Regions from separate parts of the Homo sapiens genome. Here region 2 is linked to region 1. The links are chromatin contacts, found by Hi-C or POLR2A ChIA-PET in ENCODE. All regions are on one chromosome and are shown on one strand. The core of a region is the stretch at or near the end of the contact, and the rest is flanking DNA. Distances in the headings are between cores, read along the strand shown.

The links. Hi-C counts contacts between places; a loop is a spot of excess contacts on that map. ChIA-PET counts read pairs that join two places held with the same protein, here RNA polymerase II (POLR2A). Pooled maps may share reads with other maps.
Region 2: a loop to region 1 is called in a map of cardiac septum, with 2.1 times the contacts of the local background. The contact joins the enhancer-like site here to the promoter of EXOG in region 1. A Hi-C loop is called at or near these places in 2 of 168 maps with a recorded cell type or tissue (Right ventricle myocardium inferior and cardiac septum) and 5 of 50 pooled maps. POLR2A ChIA-PET finds 5 or more read pairs at or near these places in 2 of 52 experiments (AG04450 and WTC11).

Annotation. Positions count from the first base shown.
Region 1 is chr3:38,494,865-38,497,859 of GRCh38, reverse strand. It overlaps EXOG (exo/endonuclease G), which reads right to left and starts at 1,520. Exons shown (of 6, transcript NM_005107.4): 1 at 1,330-1,520; 2 at 82-231. The coding sequence starts at 1,492. RefSeq lists enhancers at 1,192-1,261, 1,322-1,371.
Region 2 is chr3:38,724,211-38,727,514 of GRCh38, reverse strand. It overlaps SCN10A (sodium voltage-gated channel alpha subunit 10), which reads left to right. Exons shown (of 28, transcript NM_006514.4): 17 at 463-909; 18 at 2,201-2,341. Among named protein-coding and RNA genes, the nearest start is that of SCN5A, 76 kb to the right of the region's middle. RefSeq lists an enhancer at 599-3,304. Within about 2 kb of position 1,579, at least 4 of the 41 ENCODE cell types and tissues checked have a DNase peak (open chromatin) inside an H3K27ac peak, as active enhancers do.

The DNA of each region.
Region 1 (2,995 bases), core at 271-2,770:
TATTAATAATCATCCCTGTTTTAAATTTGGAGACATCTTTCATAAATACTGTTACTTCAGTTTTTTTATCCAACCACCTACCCATTATCTTGCTTTTGGAAATATGTTCAAGAACCCATCTAGGCACCCGCTTTGCCTGATCATAAGACAAAGCGTGATTAGTGTAACACCTTGCCTCTGTTCCAGTTAAAGGGAATCCAAATTGTTCCAAGACAGCCTTTTCTGCAGATCCTAAAAATGAAAAAAAAAAAAAAAGGGGGGGCAGAGACAAAAAAAACACACACACACAATTAGTGGCTCTTAATAATGAAAGATTATAAGGAAAAGGAGAGCGGTGTGATTTACAAAGGACTGGCTCAGAAGTCTAATCAACCAGAAAATCTCATTTTTGCAATTACTTATGAGATGAAGAAAACAGACAGTAGGCAAAGTACTGATTTGCCTATAATCAGTGAATAAAATGCAGCTACTGCATTAACTTTTGAATAAAGACTTGATCTTATTAGTCTTTCACATCAAATTTCCAAATCATCTCTGAAGCACTGATATGTGTGCTGTTGCAAGATGACAGTAAAACTGGTACTGTTTTTCCTAGTGGGAGAAACCAAGCACACATTCAGCAGTGAGTCAGTTTCGAGATAATCCTCCCCGATGCCTTCTCAAATCCTCAACCCCCCAAGGGGGTAGTTCTCTTGCTAGATGCCAAGTATCCAAAGGAGCAAGTTAAATTAGCACATCCGCAAAGTACAAGAAATGAGCTCGTGTTAATTTTTTTTTTTTTTTTGTCAAATATAAGGTACCCATTGCAACATGAGTTTTTATACACTTTGGAGGGATAGCAGGTATTCTTCAACTGAACAATGACGAAAGAAGGGCAGTTAACTCATCTACTAAAATTATGTATTAATTTATTCCTTCATTCATACTTACTGAATGCCAATTATGTACCAGGTACTGTGCTGGTTAGATGATGGAGACCAAAACAGACATAGTCTCAAGTCTTATGGAGCTAACAATCTTAGTAGAGAACACAGACATTAAAACATAGATATCGCGATGAGTAACTGGGGGGAAGAAAGTCGGGCGGCGGGGGTGGTTCTGTGCAGAAAACGAAGATGCCCGGGGGAAGGAAGGACATGAGGGAAGCTGGCGAGACGCGAGGTGGGGAAGGGAGGCCGAGCCGGGAGAATAAAGGTCAGAAACCAAGGGCCAGGCTAGGGGCCCAGCAAACGGTGAAGGCTGTCCGTCAAGGACTGCCATTCACACTCCAGGTAGGAGTCGGAGCCCGAAATCTGGGCCAGCGAAGGGAGGACGGGCCCACAGACTTACCATCCGGCTGCTTCCCTGTCAACGCTCCCTCAGCGCCCTGACTCCGGAAGAACTGCAGGGCCGCGAGCCCAGCTCCCGCAGCGCCCACTACAGCCCCAGCCACGAAGCCGCTCAGAAAACGACGGGAACCCCGGAGGCGGGAAGCGATACTCTTGATAGCCATCTTGCCCGAGGTACCGGCCTTTTACCACGGCGCATGCGCGCGCATGCCGGCCCCCGCCATCCCCCCGTCACCCCACGCCTCACCGCCCGCCAAGCTGAGGGCCTCGCACGCCCCCTGGTGACAAACCGGGATGCCTAGCGCATCCCCGCTTCATCCCTGGTCCACTGGACGGGGCGATGGATGGGGAATATGATGTCTAGAGGGCTTAGTGGTATGCTATATATAGTCATGAGAAGAAAATACCTTTAGTCTCATTTAATAGGTGAGTAAACACTTGCGCATGGTTACACTAAGGTCTCCAGAGCCGATATTCCAACTCAGGTCTATTTATTTATTTAGCGACAGGGTCTCTGTTACCCAGGCTGCAGTACAGTGGAATGATCATAGCTTACTGCGATCTCGAACTCGTGGGCTCAAGCGATCCTCCTGCCTCAGCCTCCTGAGTAGCTGGGACTACAGGCACGTGCCACATTGCCCGGCTAAATTTTTGGCGGGAGTGGGGGAGCGGTAAAGAAGGGGGTCTCCTTATGTTGCCCAGGCTGGTATCCAACTTCTGGCCTCAAGCAATCTTCCCGCCTCGGCCTCCCAAAGTGCTGTAAGTCCAGGTGTGTGTCACTGTCCCCAACCTTCTCTTTTAAATTGGAATAATAATACTTAGACCATAGCGTTCTTGTGAGGATTAAAGGAGATGACACATGTAAAATGTTTAGGGAAGTACCAGGGGCATGTCACTAAGTGCTCTATAAATGTTAGAAATGTTTGAGTCATCTCTACTCTTTGTCTTGATAGAATATAAAATCCAGATTGCTGAACGCCTGCTGGCAAAGAAAGGATAGATTTCATGGACTACCACTCACAAACAAATGAGTCTTCATTTTGCAGCATGATCTCTAGCATTCCGTGTGGACTTAGTTCTTAGCAGAAACTTCAAGTTTCCTATTTCTTAGATAACTGGTAGGAATAACTTTCATCTGATCCCACTGATGATTCACTGACCAGGAGGCCACTTCTAACAACCTACTGAAGTGTGCACATTATTTTGACAGCCTCAAATGGGAGGCTACCCCCTTGCCAGGAATACCTCTTCTGAAGGACCCTGACTGGTTAAGCTACATCAACCAGAGTCCTTCCTAGGGATTTTCGATCTAGTAGTCTCTCTGGGTAGCAAAGCTGTGACGTAAAACTCACAGGCGCAGTGGCTCATGCCTGCAATCCCAGCACTTCGGGAGGCCAAGACTGGAGGATCACCTGAGGTCAGGAATTTGAGACCAGCCTGGCCAACATGGTGAAACCCCGTCTCTACTAACAATACAAAAATCAACCAGGTGTGGTGGCGCGTGCCTGTAATCCCAGCTACTCGAAAGGCTGAGGCAGAATTGCTTGAACCCAGGAGACGGAGGTTGCAGTGAGCTGAGATCGTGCCACTGCACTCCAATCTGGGCAATAGAGCAAGACTCTGTCTAAAAAAAAAAAAAAAAGCTCTGGCACTGTCTACAGCCTTGT
Region 2 (3,304 bases), core at 330-2,829, 230 kb before region 1:
GAAGTTTACCCCTCTGAGCACTTTTACATTTCTCATATCATTTTGTCTTCACAACCGCTCTTCATCTGCTCTCAAGTGAAGAACTGGAAGCAGCAAGATGTGCCCAGGATTCCAGAGTCAGGAACAGAGCCCAGGGCTTTGGCACATGAGGGTGGTTGCAGGAAGGGCTGGTGCCTTCTCTCTGTTGTCCCTAAATGTCCCTCTGCTCAGCGGGGGGCTCCTCCTTTATGGTGGAAAATATGCTTCCAAGCCTCGTCCACTGAGGCGGGTCACTCCAGGACATCCCCAAACTTTCCCTCAACTGCTCTCAGAAAGTCCATTCCCCCAAAAGGGACAGCATCCCGGGTGGGCAGGAAGAGGCCCAGGCCGTGGCTGTCTTGCCAGCCAGCTGCTAACCCGGTAGGCCAATGTGGGGCTCAGCTTAGAGATTGATCAATCTTCCCTTCCATTCCTTCTCTTCAGGTGCTTAACCTGTTCATCGCCCTGCTATTGAACTCTTTCAGTGCTGACAACCTCACAGCCCCGGAGGACGATGGGGAGGTGAACAACCTGCAGGTGGCCCTGGCACGGATCCAGGTCTTTGGCCATCGTACCAAACAGGCTCTTTGCAGCTTCTTCAGCAGGTCCTGCCCATTCCCCCAGCCCAAGGCAGAGCCTGAGCTGGTGGTGAAACTCCCACTCTCCAGCTCCAAGGCTGAGAACCACATTGCTGCCAACACTGCCAGGGGGAGCTCTGGAGGGCTCCAAGCTCCCAGAGGCCCCAGGGATGAGCACAGTGACTTCATCGCTAATCCGACTGTGTGGGTCTCTGTGCCCATTGCTGAGGGTGAATCTGATCTTGATGACTTGGAGGATGATGGTGGGGAAGATGCTCAGAGCTTCCAGCAGGAAGTGATCCCCAAAGGACAGGTAAGAGTTATCCCCAAGGGACAGCCACAGGCAGTGGGGAGGGGCTTCAGGGCTTGAGTGACAAAGGGCAAAAGGGAAATGCAGAGGAGACCTTGACATAAAGAAGTTTAAACCATGCCAAGCTTTCCAGAGGAGTTGGCGTTTGAGCAGGGCCTGGAAGAAAAAGTCAGAATTCCCCAGGCAGACAAACAGGGAGTGGGGGGCAGCAGGTGAGCAAAAGGCCACCTTGAGGTGCTTGGGGATTGTCTTTCACACAGCTGTCCCATGCGCTCTGCCCAACCCAGGCTCTGTGCATGAGATGCTAATGAGATTTCTCTAAGAACAGGATGTTGTCCAAGAGCAAGGCTCATCTAATCTTTACCAGCATCCTAAGAAGTCCTGATTCTTATGTGACTCATTTAGCCAGCTTTTCCCCACAAGTGGTATCACAGGGAAATGACACGCTCCTTTTGGCACCAACTAATTTAAAGCACATTTGAGCCATTTGATAATATATATTTTTAAATACTTGGCACTATTCCTTACTACCTTAAGCTGGTATATCAACCCTCGCTAACCTCTTCTCAGTAACTCAGGGCATTCACCTCTGCCCAACGTGGGAAGGCAGGGAACCCTGTGAGGCCTCAGGAACATGCAGGGCTGCTGGCCAGGTTACTAAGTGGTCCAGAAAAGCTGTGCTTTGAGTCTGTAGCTCTCCCATAGCCTTCTTCCCTGCAGTCGTCACTTGTGTTCCAGCAGCTGCTGTTATCAGCTGCCATATTTTACATGCCTTTGTCTAGGTAACAGCAGAGAGCATGAACTCTGTGACAGCTGTCTGCCACTCAGAAGCATTTTCAGTTACTTTGGGGCTCTTAGGGAGCTCCAGGTGGCCAAGTTCCCTACAATTTTGACCTCTGGACAAATAACAATGGTCATGGCTAAAATCTATTGAGCCAAGCACTTCGTGCAAAGTGTTTTACAAGCGCTAACATATTTAGTCATCAAAACAGCTGAATGATGCAGATCTAGCCTTTTCAATTTTGAAGCTGGGAAAAATGAAGATTAGAGAGGTTAAACAACTTGCCTAAGGTCACACATCTTATAATTAATGGAGCCCAAGGATAAAACATAGGTCTATCTAGCTATAGTCTTCATGCTCACTTCACACACGTGTATGTATATATGTATGTACATGAGTTGCATATATGAAACTCTTGGCTCTGGCAGCCTGTGATGTGCAAGATCCCTTCAAATTTAGAACTGGTCATCTAAGGGTGGGGCCAGGCACCCAGTTGGGACCCTCTCTCACTAGCAGGAGCAGCTGCAGCAAGTCGAGAGGTGTGGGGACCACCTGACACCCAGGAGCCCAGGCACTGGAACATCTTCTGAGGACCTGGCTCCATCCCTGGGTGAGACGTGGAAAGATGAGTCTGTTCCTCAGGTCCCTGCTGAGGTAGGTATGTCAGCTTCCTGGAGAGGTTGGACAGCCAGCCAGACACTGAGCAGTGGGCTGGTAGAGGCTGGAGGGTGGCGGTGAAGGTGGGGTATTCCAGACTGCACTCAATCACATAACCTCATTTCTTATCCTGGGAATTTTTAAAGTCCCTCCCAACCTCCGGCTAATCCGCACAATTTCAACTTTCACCATATACCATTGCCACAATCTCACTCCAGGGTGGTTCTAGGTATAGAAAGAAAGAGTGAGACTCCACAAGCTGTGGGACCTAAGATCAGTTCCCAAACCTCTCTGAGCCGCCATTTATTCATCTATGAAACTGAATGGTAATGCCTACTTGGTAGGATTATTTTGAAGCTTAAATGAGATGCTGCTTGTCAAATGTTTAGGTCCTGCCTGAGACAAAGTAAGTGCCCAGGAAATGACAGCCAAGAAAAAAGGAAACGAAAGACAACGCACAAAGAAAGTCAAATATCTTTCAGAGCCAGCAAATAAGAGTTGGAGGTGCTCACAGATGAAGAAGTTTTCCCTTGTGATTCTCCCCCACTTTCTTTTGTCCACATCATTTTCTCTAGGCAAAAGTAGCCTGGGGCTAGGGAGAGGCTCTCTATAGGTGAGTAGTGAAGTGACAGCCTCACAGAGACTGAGCTGGAAGATTAGAGGTTTAGGATTGTCTTATACAAGGTAAAAATAAATGTGGTTTCACTTACAAATCTTGAAGGAAACAAGCTATAGGGAAAGAGGCATCTATAAAAGTTTAGCATCTTTAATAACACTGCCTTCAATTCAAGAATTTAATTTGACACCTAGCCACTGAGTGCTGACTTTGTGACAGGCACTGGGCTCAACAGAGATAAGGAAGTCATAATTCATCCCCAAAGTTATCAAGCCCTTCAGCTTGAAGAATGTCAGCTACTGGCTGTGTGCCCTAGGCAAGGCTGACCACAGCAGGGTAAGATA